Linked DNA regions of Homo sapiens: region 2 is linked to region 1. Evidence: chromatin loops called from intact Hi-C (ENCODE). Cell type or tissue: IMR-90. All regions are shown on one strand. Each heading gives the region's core, and the rest is flanking DNA. Links, peaks and the distances in the headings are about the cores only.

Region 1 (7,998 bases), core at 2,017-6,016:
CATGTAGTTTTGCAGAATATAAGTCGTGGTACCTCTCTGTTCACTACATGCTATTCTGTTAAAACTTGCACAGAGCTGAGGATCTGCTCTGACTGGATGTCACCTGAGGGAATAAAGTCATTTATCTAGATTACTTTTTTCCTCCCTTTCTCCTGACTTTTAATTCCATAGCTACAGGCAAGTCAGTAAGTTGTTGCTCACACATATTAAATATATTTAATGGGCAAAGAACTGCAAGTACCAACTACAACTGCGCTCCAGCCAGTTCTTTTTTTTTTTTTTTTTTTAAGAACTTGACAATTGATTCATATGTAATTCTATTCCCAAAAAGGAAAAATGTTTCTTTTGTTAGCTATTCACACTTTTTCTTAGTCCTTTGTAGTCTGACCTCTTACCTTTGATACATTTGAAACTTCTGTTCAGTGTTTTTCTGGGATAGAAGAAATCTTAAAAAAAAAAGAAAGAAAAGAAAAAAAAATCCGTGGTTGGAGTGGGAGTCCAATTGCACATCTCCCCACAGCTGCACTGAGCATTTGAAAGTTATTCCTGGAGGGCAGGGAGTTCCCTCTTGGGAAACAGACTCCTGCTCTGAAACATATTTTAAAAGTTAGGTGTGTTTCTTACAATAAAAATTCATCTTCAGGAACTAAAGATGTTTTTAACGATTGTTTTCTAGATAACTTCATATCTCCTGTGGGCCTACGAGAATAAAGTACATTTAACGAGTTAGTATAAATATGAATAGAAAATGAAAACCAGTCGAGATAGCTAATAATAACGACCTGAACGAAGCACCTGAAACAAAGTTGCGCCATCTTTTCTTAGACTCATGACACATTCGCAGTCACAGGAGACCCAGATTCATCTGGAGATGATTTCAGGAATCAGCAGTACTCTTCATTTTTTTAGTTTTAGCACAACTTTGTTACTACAAAGAAGAAACTATATGACGGATACTGAGGCTAAGAAAAGCTACATGGTTGGTTATGTAGAGTTAATAAGCTATTTTTTAGTTGTTGAATTAACCTCAACTTGGTATCTTCTACTTTGCTGTGACTTTAGTAGCCTTTTACACCTTCAACAGGTGAATTGGTTGTCATTTGAACTCTGATGAATGGCCCTGTCCAGTCTCACAGCGATGCCTCACAGGCATCAGCACAGGGCACGCCTGGCCCAAGTGCCTATGATGGCCAGCGGGCTTGGGTCTTTTGGAACCCAGTGTACATAGTTCTGGAAAACCCCATTCACTTCCTCCAAATGATGTGATCTGCTTTGTTTTGTGTGAGAATGCTGGTCAAGGAGCAGGTAACACATTCAGTGACCTAGCAGAGCATTGATGAAGTGTGAAACCGAACACTGCCTTCTCATGAAGCAAGTGCAGAGTTGTTAGAAGGTACCATTAACCCATCTTCATTTCTTCTGATGTATTTAGATGGATCCTGAATACCGTGTGAGAAAATTCTTGGCCCTCTTAAGAGAAGAAGGAGCGTAAGTACATACAACATTTAATGACCATCAACCAAACTTACCACCCTGTTAAATCCCTGTGCCTATTCTAAGAGTTGCTTTCCTAGATAAGTTTGTTTCCATTTATTTGAATTCTTCGCTGTGTTGTAGGTCCGAGAGACCAAGCAAGGAAGTTGGTTGTACTGTTGGTTTGCTCTCCCTGTCCTGCTTCGCAAAACTTCCTTGTCACAATGCAGGAAAAACTTAATGGTACATATTTATTGGAACCTGCTTTTACATGCATGGAGCTGTGACCATTTTCTTTTGTGAAGTGCTCATCTAATAGCAAATGCATAGTGGGAAATGTAGGATAACCATTAAGAAGCTTTTAGTGATTTTTTTTTTTTTTTTTTTGATGAATAGTTTTTTACGGACCCTCATCTGTTTTTTTGTGTTTTGGTATTTCTTTTGCAGTAGCCCCCTTGATTTTGATTGAAAATGAACTATTTGAAACACACAGTGACCAAGGGAAGTGACCAAGGTGAAGATGGCCTAGGATCTTCACTGTCTTACTCAAGATACTGGACTAAGTGGAACGTTCTCTACCTTCAACATGTGCTCGCTCTGCATGATTAGTGCAATAAAACTCCCTTCCTTATGCATACTGAGATAGCTTAGTGTCTCGTGGAAGGTGTCAATTTGGTTTAGAATGCTGCGCTTACCTTCCCATGCAGGCTAAAGTGATTCCTTCTTGCTCAGTCCCTCTGGGTGGGAACCATCCAGTACTTGTGGACACTACACGTTTCAACCTCTCTACTAGCACCATCACCCTTGAAAACTCTCAGTCAGTGTCATGAATGTTGCATGACAACAGTTGGCCGATTAGAAGGCAGACTTTCTACATGCAAATCTGGCTTAGTAAATCGAGGTGTGGGCCAGAGATCCTCTGACAGCTGTCCTGAGCTAACACTAAAAGTCACTGGGTATTTGGTTAAAGGTCTCCCACAAGACTGGTATTCTCTTTGCCTGAAGAAACAAGGCATTGAATCTCTAAAATGCTGTTCTCAATCATTGTCAGAGATGTTTTCAAGTTGCAGTCAGAAGATCTTTCTTAATAGAAAGTCAGATGACTACCGTGTTGGTTGTGACTTCCCCTTAAGTATAACTAATTTGCTCTGTGGTAAGAGATATGCTCATTATTACCACTTAGAAGATGTTGTTAAAAACATGTGAAAGATAGGTATGGAAAAAGCATACACCCCCAAACAGAAAGGAGTTATTAAAGTAATTTACAAACCTCTCAGCACTAATTAGTGTCCAACTCCAAGTGGGTCAATTCCTTAGTATAATATTAAGGCTTACTAGTATCACTGCTTTTTCCTTAGCTTAATGACTTACTTAGAATTTATCCTTTATTTTAAATGATCTGTACTATCTAGTGTCTAAAACACTATTCTCCAGAAAAATCAATCATTTTCTAGCCCTCTCCCTCAGTCCTTTATTGTCCATTCCAATACATTGAACACATTTCCTTTACCCTCCACACACTTCTTCCAAAAGGAAGCACCCGTTGAGTCCTTTTGAGGGTGATTTGTCTTACAACTGACTGACTTAGCAGGAATTTAATTAGGTCATATTTGGTGATGAGACTTATGGAGTGTGCCTCTCTCTCCCAACTGCTGCTTAAAATGCAAGGACAAGCAATTAGAAGCCATCCTAAGGTGCTTACCTCACACGCCACCCATGAGGCTTGTGGCCACAGTGGCACTTGGGTGTGGCTCCTCTGTTATTTGTCCTCATGTGAGAAAGCAGATCATCTCCAAATCTTGCCATTTGTATACTTTTGGTGGAGACTTGGATGTCATATCTTCTTTGTTTTGGGTTTTCTTCCCTAGCTTATTTTGTGGCTTTTAAAGAAGTGGATTGTATTGTGAGATCCTGTGATTCCTGGTGGCCAGTATCCTGGATTCCTCTAAGATCTTGCCTCTTTCCTCCTCATGAAAGCAGCACACATTGTGTTAACTTATGTCTCTTGTTAAATGAGCTTAATGTCTTTGTGTTTTGTCCAAAACTGTATTGAAAAAATATTGTTTAATGCAAATGAAGGAATGCAATAAAGAGTAAATATACTTGAAAATGTTCTGTAGACCAGTGTTTCATATAGAACGACATGAACAGCTGATAGGAATGGAGGAAGAAGGAGGGGGCTCAGGAAAGAAACCTCTCCGTGTTTTGTTACAAGTAGCATAACATGAGGGATGATTTTTATTTTAAAAATCTCTTATTTAGAAAGTATAGTTATTTAAAAACATCATTAGAGTATCAGAAAAAGTTAATATACAACCATCTTTATGCTTTATACTTATTTTATCTTACTAAAAAAAAAAAATGCCTGGCACGGTGGCTCATGCCTGTAATCCGAGAGGGAGGCTGAGGTGGGTGGATCACTTGAGGTCAGTAGTTCAAAACCAGCCTGGCCAACATGGTGAAACCCTGTCTCTACTAAAAATGCAAAAAACAGCCGGGTGTGGTGGCACATGCCTATAATCCCAGCTACTCAGGAGGCTGAGGCAGGAGAATTGCTTGAACCTGGGAGGCAGAGGTTGCAGTGAGCCAGGATCACGCCACTTGCACTCAGCCTGGGCAACAGAGCAATACTTTGTCTCAGAAAAAGAAAAAAAAAAAATCAACTCAGGTACCTAAGCCACAAACAAGGTTAGTAATAAACCAGAAAGGAGGGTTGCCACTCAATTAGAATTACTCCTTTCTGTGAAATGTACAAACCAAGGAACTTCAAGGCTCTCAGTGAGATTGCTTCACATGGTTCACTTTTGTATCCTCCATAGTTTTTTACATTTTTCTGAGCTATCAGATCTCTTAACCTCCTAAACCTTGATCCTTAGCATTGGCTCAGTTTAGGACAGGAGGCAGCTCAGAAAGTCCACAAGGCCCTGTGGGGAAGAGGCCAGCTTCAAGAACTTCCACAACGGGAGTTCCTGGGAGGAGGACCCTGAGGCCGACCTGGTCCCTGCATAGCCTTGAGAAGGTGGGTTCTTGAAGCTGCCCAAATATTCTTCAAAGCCAGTGCTGTACAGCAGAGCGTATGAGATTACAGAACGGCCTGTGAAGAAGCAAAGGAGGCTCCAGCTAGCTGCTGCCTTAGGTTTCTTCATCTATAGGCGAATTGTTAACCGGCTATTTTTTTGTCATAAGATGTTTTTGAGATCAAAACCTCAAAAGAGGAGGTTATTTTATCCTTTCTAAATTTGTACATCTTCACTGGGACACTTTTTTTCAATGTCACACAGAAAAATTGCATAATTGTGGTTAAAGTCAGAAATATGTTTTTACTTTAAGGCTGTCTTTTCATATCCTAAAAATTGCAGCCTCCCCTTTAAAAGTTTCAGCAACAAGTCACAAAATCATGGAGTAGATTGAAGTGTGTACAATAATCAAATCCTGATCAACAGACTTGTTGAAACAGTGAGTCAGCTATAAACAAACACCCCAGCCCAAACACAGAAGGTGAAAGCAGGATTTCATTTTCCTTGCCTGACAACTTGGTCCATAGCCTCTTTAAAGAAGTGACTGGGGGCAGCCGGGCGCAGTAGCTCACACTTGTAATCCCAGAGCTTTGGGAGGCTGAGGCGGGCAATCACCTGAGGTCAGGAGTTCGACGCCAGCCTGACCAACGTGGTGAAACACCGTCTCTACTAAAAATACACAATTAGCCGGGCATGGTGGCACATGCCTGTAATCTCAGCTACTTGGGAGGATGAGGCAGGAGAATTGCTTGAACCTGGGAGGCAGAGGTTGCAGTGAGCCAAGATCACACCACTGCACTCCAGCCTGGGCAACGAGCAAAACTCTTGTCTCGAAAAATAAAATAAGTGACTGGGGAAGGGTGTGTATGAGAGTTCAAGAAAGCAGGTAAGTTGCAGAATTTATTGCAAAATGATGTAGAGTTTCTCATCAGCTGGCAAGCCGTACTGAGACTGGGTCCTGGAGACGAGCCCACAAGGGTGTGTGCTGGACGGGCACCATGGCATAAAGATGCGGGAGATAGCGCCTGTGATTGGCAAGCATCCCAAGTGGGTGAAGACAAAATATCCAAGGAGGGATCATGTTTGAAATTTTCCCAGCGTAGACGCCATGCAACTTCTGTCTCACTATTTTGGGAGTATAAGATTAATGGTAAGAAATTTTTGCCTCCTAGAAGGTTCTCTATTAAACTAGGAGAAACAGTGGCAGTGTAGCAGCAATGCGTAGCTGCACTGACTTCACTCGAGTGTGCAGACCAGCCACACACACAAGAACATGTCCCTATGCCCAGGGCCACCAGGGGAGACGGCATTAGGTAACACCAAGAATCATGTCGCCATCATGTTTCCTTGCTTTTCTTTTTCCCTACCTTCTTTCCTTCCACCTTTCTTTGTACCTCATCCCCTCATCCTTGAACTGTCTCACATGCTTTCCTTCCCTTCTTTCTTCATAAAATAATATTGCTTTGAAAGATATCTTCTAATTATGTCGTCTCTTTCAGATTTTTAAACAACGTCCTCTTGTGTTTAGACGTTTGTAAGTACTTATACATAAGGAGAAACTACATGTTCAAGCACAGCTATCAACTGTATTCTCCTTAACCATCAAATAAGACTGGGCAGGGTGTGATGGCTCACCCAGTAATCCCAACACTTTGGGAGGCTGAAGTGGGAGGACCCCCTGAACCCAGGAGTTTGAGACCAGTGGGCAACACAGCAAGACCCCATCTCTACAAAAGATTTTATTTTTAATTACCATAGTAGAGTGCGCCTGAGTCCTAGTTACTTGGGAGGCTGAGGAGGATCATTTGAGCCCAGGGGGTCAAGGCTGTGTTGAGCCATGATCATGCCACTGTACTCCTGAGTGACATAGACACTTGTCTCTTAAAAATTAAAAACTAATCATACGATTACAAATGGTCTTCATTAGTATGAATAGGGACCATTTAAATATTTGGCAATCTTATTGATTGAAAAAGTACTGGCCAGGCAGGGTGGCTCATGCCTGTAGTCCCAATGCTGAGAGGCTGAGGTGGGAGATCATTTGAGGCTAGGAGTTCAAGACCAGCCTGAGCAACATAGCAAGACCTCATCTCTAAAAAAAAAAAATTAAAAAATTAGCTGGGCATGGTGACACATGCCTATGGTCCCAGCTACACGGGAGCCTGAGGTAGGAGGTCACTTGAGCCCAGGAGGTCAAGGCTGCAGTGAGCCATGATCACACCACTGTACTCCAGCCTGGGCAACAGAGGAAGACCCTATCTCAAAAAAAAAAAAAAAAAGAAAAAAAAAGGAAAAAGTACCTAGAATTCTGGGATAGATAAGTTCAGTCGAGCATCCCTAATCTAAAAATCCAAAATCTGAAATGCTCTAAAATCTAAAACTTTTCAGCACCGACAGGATGCCACAAGTGGAAAATTCCACACCTGACCTTGTGTGACAGGTGGCAATCAAAATTCAAAATGCAGTCTAAACTGTTTCATGCACAAAATTATTTAAAAATTTCATAAAATTACCTTCAGGCTATGTGTGTAAGGTGCATATGAAATCAATGAATTTCGTGTTTAGACTTGGGTCCCATCCCCAAGATACCTCATTGTATATATGCAAATCTTCCAAAGTCTGAAATATTTCTGGTCCCAAGCATTTCAGAAAAGGTGTAGTCAACCTGCATTAGCTTTATGCAAAAGAAAAATAAAAAGTCGAAATGAAATAAAAATGACCAGACTGTAAGATGTAGAGGAGATCTGTATCCTGTACGTGTCCGATTCGTTGTATGGCTGAAGTGTAACAGTTTTTGTGGTTTCAGCTTTTCAGGGGCTAAAGACACATCATGGACAAAACAGAGTGCATCAACTTCTGGTGGCTATTCCTAACCTCAGGTCACAGGTCTGAATACAGCGCAGAGCAGCCCGCCTCCACCATAGGCGGCTCATGGCTTTATTTTCCTGGTTTTTTTTTGTTTGTTTTTTTTTTTTTTTGAGATGGAGTCTCGCCTTGTCACCCAGGCTGGAGTACAGTGGTGCGATCTCAGCTCATTGCAACCTCCGCCTCCCAGGTTCAAGTGATTCTCCTGCCTCAGCCTCTCAAGTAGCTGGGACTACAGGCATGCACCACCATGCCCAGCTGCTAATTTTTGTATTTTTAGTAAAAACGGGCTTTCACCATGTTGGCCAAGCTGGTCTCGAACTCCTGACCTCAAGTGATCCACCCACCTCGGCCTCCCAAAGTGCTGGGATTACAGGTCTGAGCCACCCCACCCAGCCTGTTCTCATTATTTCTCTTCGTAGTGAGGTAAGATTTGTTCCTAAATGAGGTAGGTCAGGAGAAATAAAAAGAAAAAACATTTTTGTTATTCTCTGAAATAATGTGCTGAATAAACCAAAGGTGACATTTTATGGGTAGGTCTGAAAACTAAAGGATTGTCTGTTGTCATAAAACCAACTTGTGGCATCTCATTGTTGAGAAGGCATAACCTGTGAGCTTCCAGTGGGTCCTGTGAAGTGGCGAT
Region 2 (5,688 bases), core at 1,689-5,688, 75 kb after region 1:
TCATTCTCAGGTGTCTAGGAGCCATTCTCAGGCTCCCTGAGTGTGTTTCGGGGATGGAGGGGCACAGCCCCACCAGCCATGCCACACAGGAGCACTTCCTAAAGTCTCTGCTGGGAGGGGCTGGTGGAAGCCTTGCCTGGGGACACTGGGACTCACTCTTTCACCTGAGGGGATGGTTATCTCCTAAGGCCTGGTCCTCACTGGCCAAATAGCCTCAGGTTGGGATGGGAGTAGGGGGTGGGGGCAAAGTGATGCTGTGGTGGGGTGGGGGGAGCATGAGTTCTGTGATCAGAAAGAACAAGTTCACATCCTGGCTCCCTGCTGCTGAGCTGTGACTTTGGGCAAGTTATCTAGATCTCTCTGTGGCCGTTTCTTATCTGGCAAATGGGTATACTAATTCCACCCTTGGCAGGGTTAAATGGCATAGTTTACCCAAAAAGCTCAGGGCATCTAGTAGATAACACAGGCTGACTTCCTAAGACCTGTTATTATCATGAGACCAAACATAATGGCAGAATCCTAACCAGGCTGTCTTAGTGATTGAGGACTGTTGGTGACGAGATGTTCCCAGCTCTCTTGCTTTTCTCAGACTGCCCAAAAGCCTTCCTCCCCTCATCCTCATCACCCACCCCTACCTTTGCCTACCATAGCCTCCCCACCCCCACACCCAGCCTTTTGCTATGCACATCAGCAGGTGTGGTAATGTGGGAAATCATATTTCCTTTCTTTTTTTTGAGATGAGGTCTCGCTCTGTCGCCTGGGCTACAGTTCAATGGCACAAACACGGCTTACTGCAGCCTCGACCTCCCGGGCTCAAGCAATCCTCCCACTTCAGCCTCCTGAGTGGCTGAGACCACAGACATGCACCACCGCACCTGCCTAACTTTTTATTATTTTTAGAGATGGTGTCTTCTTCCTACACTGCCCAGGCTGATCTCCAACTCTTGGGCTCAGGAGATCCTCCCCTCTCAAAGGGCTGGGATTACAGGCATGAGCCACCACACCTGGCCAGAAATCATATTTCTGAATCCCAAATCAGAGTACATGGCATAACCAAAATATTTATTCTTTTACTTTATTTTCTTTTTTCTCCAGAATTTAAGAAAATCTGAAATGAAAATCTGAAATGTAGTTTGGTCAAAGGTTGGACTTTTGGGAGCATTTTGATGGCTAGTGGTGACACTTCTCATGGCTAGAGAGGGCCACGGGTGTTCTAGAAGGTGAGGCATGGGTTAAACCACTTTGAATCACACATGGAGAAAGCTCATTTATTCACACCCCCTGTTCCATTCTCCTTCACTCCTTCTGAGTATCCTCAAAGAAAAAGTCTGGTTGGTCCTAATACGACTTCAGCACCTCTCCAACACTTGCTAAGATCCTTTTCTAATAAAGAGAGAAAGTCACACATTCAGAGCCTTTGCAGGGCCATAGTGTCTGGTTAGAATGAAACCTCATTGTTGAAAATGAGTAAATCTAAAATCTTCTTTTCAGTTGACGTTATTAAGAACAATGCAAATCAATGTAAAGAAAAGTGTTCAAAAAATAGCAGAACAGGTATGCATGCAGCTATAGAGTGGGGGTAGCATGGAAATGCCTGGAGTCTGGAAAACACCGGAACATGGGACAACAGAGCTGAGGGCTTGCAGTCAGGGTGCGCTGTAAGTGCCTGACCATACAGTCTGTGTGGTCAGGGCATCTTGGTTGGCCAGAGACCCTGTGGGTGAGCGAGGCTAGAGCTGGCAGAACCCCAGAATTGCACCCGGAAGCCACCTGGCTATGAGCTGAGATTACCCCCAGCATCTGCTCTGCCTCAAGGTACCAGATAGGTGATCTGGGGTGGCCCATCCAGCCTTAAGAGTGGGTTGGATGACAGAGGAGGCCAGCACTAGGCCCCTGTGACTCGGATACTCACGTTGGAGGGAGAGGTGGAGGACGAAGCGTAACTGTCTTCCAGTTGTCCAGAAAGGCTGGGCAAGGTCCTGGGTCACCTTCTCTGTTCTAGGCCCATCAGAGGCTTTCTTCAGGGTCTAGGAGAAGAGGGGGAGGGCCCCAGAGTGGCGGGGTCAAGTTCAGACACCCCTGAGCACTGCTCTGGAGGCAGGCAGGTCAGGCCCAAAAGGTGCGTGGGCCTCAGGGAGCCACTTGTTCCCCTCCGGGTCCCCTCCAGTGAAGAGCCACAGAGGAGGGGACTGGGAAACCAGGGTTCCAGCTTCAGCTTTCTCCTGACTGGCTGTGTGTCCCCGGACAAGGCACTCACCCCCTCTGGGTCTCAGTGTCCCTGCAGGTTGAAACTGCCAAATGAAGAGTTCTTTGGGTCCTGTATGCATTGAGTGAATGCTCTGCTTCCCCGTGATCCCTGAGGCCAACACCCTTTGTGTTCCTGTGCCCTTTCAGGGCAGACCAGGACACTGTGCCAGAGCTGGCTGCAGGCCTCTGGCTAGAGCTACCCCAGCCTTCAGCAGAGGCTTGTCCTCCTAGGTGAAGGGTTGTCCATGCCCAGCCTCGTGAGGCCCGCGTGGTTTTGGGCAGTGCCCAGTGGCACTATTGGCAGGCTCCAGGCACTAAAGGAAGAGACCGAGACCCTGAAAGGTGGGGGAGGAAGACAGAGAAGGAAGAGGTGCCTGCAGAGGGGGTGCTGGTGGCTGCCCCTCACAAACGTGCCAAAGGTTGCCAACTTGAGTTTAAGCCTTGGTTCCAGAACACAAAGCCTCCTCTCTGGGGGCCTTGACCCCTCGGAGCCCCCACCCCGGGCCGGCTGAGCTGCCCGGAGGGAACTAGCCCCAGAAGGGCCTGGTTGTTGGCTGCGAAGTGGCTGGGAGGGAAGTTTTAATGATACACAACACAAGACACAGGGGGGAAAAGAGAGAGGGGGGTGGTGGAGGAGAGAAGGGAGGTTGGGGGGAGAAAGAAAGACCTCCTGCCAGGCCTGTTGCCAGGAAACGGCCAGGCAGCCAGAATCAGCCCTGCTCTTTTCACAGTTGGCTTTAAGCACCGAGAGAAAGCCCGGGCCATAAAGGGGGACATGTGTTGCTGGGTGTGTAAGGCTAGCCTCTGCAGTTAGGGGAGCCCCTGCCCCCGCCCCTGCCGCTGCACCGAGAGCCCCTTGAGCCCCCAGCCCTGCCTCCACGCCTGGGGATTATGGATGAACGATTGAGCTGCCGAGCAATGGAAAAGGCAGGGGTGGCCCTGGCCTTCCAATGTCGCAGCCACTTTGGGGGTGAAACTCACCAGTTGGGTCCCCAGGAAGCTGGCAGGGGCTGGCAGGGCAGGGAGATCTGGGATTCCAACATGGCACGTCCACAGAAAAGTATTCCTATTGGCTCTGCGTGGTCCATCCAGGTTAGGGGGGTGAGGTGTCTGGACTTCTAGGAATCCTCAACAGGGCACTCAGAAGGGAGCTGACAAGTCCCAGAAACCTGCATTCTGGCTCCTGGTTCTTGTCACGGATGCCATGGTGGGAACAGGCCCCTTTAGGCTGTGCCTTGGCACTTGGGGACTGTCCCTGCAGCGCAGTGACTGCTGTGTCCCTGAAGAGTCCACCACACAGCCAGGAAAGAGCAAAAAGAGGGGGAGGGTTGTTGACAAAACGAGCTCATGGCCCTGGCTGCCAATCCAGAGTGATGTCAGCTGAGGAGTGACATGGTGCTCTCAGCACAGAGGACGTCAGCAAACCGGGAAGCAGCATGTGCGTGGAAGCTGGGCCTGAGCCCTGACGCTTCAGCTGAGCTCCCTGGGTGATGGCTCCTTCCACAAGTTCTAACGTCCCACTGAAAGCAAGCTGCAATTTCTGTTGCTTCTTGTATCAATTGCATGAAAGGACGGGCAGTTTCTTTTGATCCTCTGGCATGCCAAGGCCTGAATGCCAGTCCTGGGAGCCTTACCAGCCCTCTAAGAAGAATCAGAAGGTGAGTGTTAGGGAGGAAGGGACAGCCAACCCACCCCGACTCCCCATCTGGTCACCTCACTGCCTGACTTCTCTCTGAGCTTTCCGAGACACTGCTGGAGGCCGACCTGAGCTCAAACTCAAACCCCAGTCTCCTGCTCAGTGTGGTGGGCAGCCCTGCTTCCCTGGCTCATGGAGTGAGTGAGGGTGTGTGTGAGTCAGTTCTAACAAAATCAAGAAATCACTGTATCTTCCAAGAAAGCTTTGACTCAGTGCATGTGTGCACTGAGCTGTTTCCCACGTGAGTGAGCGTCCTGGAAAACAGGCCTGCCCGGGGAAGAAGTGAGCCAGTCTGCCTGCTAGAAACTGCTGGGGGCTCCTGATCGGGAGGCTTGCTTTTCCTTCAACTTCCTTCGCCTCTTTTTCTGGCTGGAGTGTGTGGTTCTGCTAGTTCTGGAGTCTTTCCTGTCCCCATTCTGGACCATGTCCCATCCCAGGTATCAAGAATGGCTCATACCTGTAATCCCAGCATCTTGGGAGTCTGAGGCAGGAGGATCACTTGAGGCCAAGAGTTTGAGACCAACCTGGGCAACATAGTGAGACCCTGTCTCTGCAAAAATTTAAAACTAAGTCAGGTGTGGTGGCATGTGTTTGCAGTCTCAGCTACTCGGGAGGCTGAGGGGAGAGGATTGCTTGAGCCCAGGCATTTGAGGTTGCAGTGAGCTAGGATGGCACCACTACACTCCAGCCTGGTCGATGGAGTGAGACCCTGTTTCAAAAAATAAAAAAAGAAAATGTCTTACTTCCAGAGGGGCTGAATCTCCATGAGGTGGTAACCAAAACGACGGATTTGCCAACTCTCAGGGGGAAGTGGTGTCCTGGGCAGTGGCTGGAGAAGCAGGTGGTGCCTGGGTCTGATCGCAGGAGGGAGGCCTTCTGGGTTCTGCCTCTGGGAGAGGGCAGGCTGCTGGGGAGGGCGCGCATTAGGAGATGGAGAGTTAGGCCACCAAGGAGCCCACTAGGGCACCTGGCAAGTTCTGCTAGGCCTGCCGAGGCATGGCTGGGCTTTACAACAGGGGGTACGGAGCTCCTTGAGTGGAAAGCTCCTCTCGCTGGCTTGCCCCTGATTTCATCTCAAGAACGGTCAACTCTAGCAAGCAAATATACCTCCTGGGCTGTAGGTAGGGGCTCAGCCCTGTCCCTGAGGCTGGGCACAGGCTTGGTCCTTCTCGCCTGCCTCCTCCCCTTCCCTGTCCTCTGTCACACCCCTCCCCCATGCAGAGGAGCCAGTTTTAACCTGGAAGGTTCCCTCTGCCCTCTCACAACTCAGCACCCCTGTTATTCCTTCAGAACCCCTGGCCAGCTCCTCAAGGGCTTCCCCCACGCTAATATACTCTTAGAGTCTGTGGCTTCTGTTTCTCTAGCTTGTTCAGGGAAGAGTCTCTGGAGGCCCACCTTACCCCCAGAAGCATTCCAAAAAATGGCCATTGAGCTCACCTGTCAGTGTTCCTCCCCCAGGCAGCATCAAACTCCCTAGATTGGCCCTCAGTCTCTCTTCTTCTTCTCCTTCTCCTTCTCCTTCTTCTTCTTTCTGGAGACAGGATCTCGCTCTGTTGTCCAGGCTGCAGCGCAGTAGTGCGATCAGTGCTCACTGTAGCCTCCATCTCCTGGGGTCAAGTGATCCTCCCACCTCAGCCTCCTGAGTAGCTGGCACTACAGGAACACACCACCACACCTGGCTAATTTTTTTTTATTTTTAGTAGACAGATGAGGTCTTGCCATGTTGTCCCTTATTCTTTTTTTTC

Evidence for each region. Peaks named below come from ENCODE experiments on the same cell type or tissue, not always from the same donor. Only the 100,000 strongest peaks of a DNase experiment are listed, where the experiment ranks them.
Region 2: a loop joins it to region 1, with 5 times the contacts of the local background. A loop is called at or near these places in 1 of 110 quality-filtered maps.

Annotation. Positions count from the first base shown.
Region 1 is chr17:46,753,882-46,761,879 of GRCh38, forward strand. NSF (N-ethylmaleimide sensitive factor, vesicle fusing ATPase) reads left to right here. Exons shown (of 21, transcript NM_006178.4): 20 at 1,433-1,488; 21 at 1,921-3,583. The coding sequence ends at 1,942. It also overlaps a transcript of LRRC37A2 not described here. Among named protein-coding and RNA genes, the nearest start is that of WNT3, 61 kb to the right of the region's middle. RefSeq lists an enhancer at 4,802-5,096. In IMR-90, for the core only: no CTCF peak of the experiment used is centred there; no DNase peak of the experiment used is centred there.
Region 2 is chr17:46,829,536-46,835,223 of GRCh38, forward strand. It overlaps LOC101929777 (a long non-coding RNA gene), which reads right to left and starts at 3,567. Exons shown (of 3, transcript XR_429986.3): 1 at 3,229-3,567; 2 at 1,913-2,027; 3 at 1,255-1,383. It also overlaps a transcript of LRRC37A2 not described here and a transcript of WNT9B not described here. RefSeq lists enhancers at 2,170-2,817, 2,818-3,465, 3,466-4,113. In IMR-90, for the core only: no CTCF peak of the experiment used is centred there; a DNase peak (open chromatin) is centred at 4,156; H3K27me3 peaks cover 474 bases.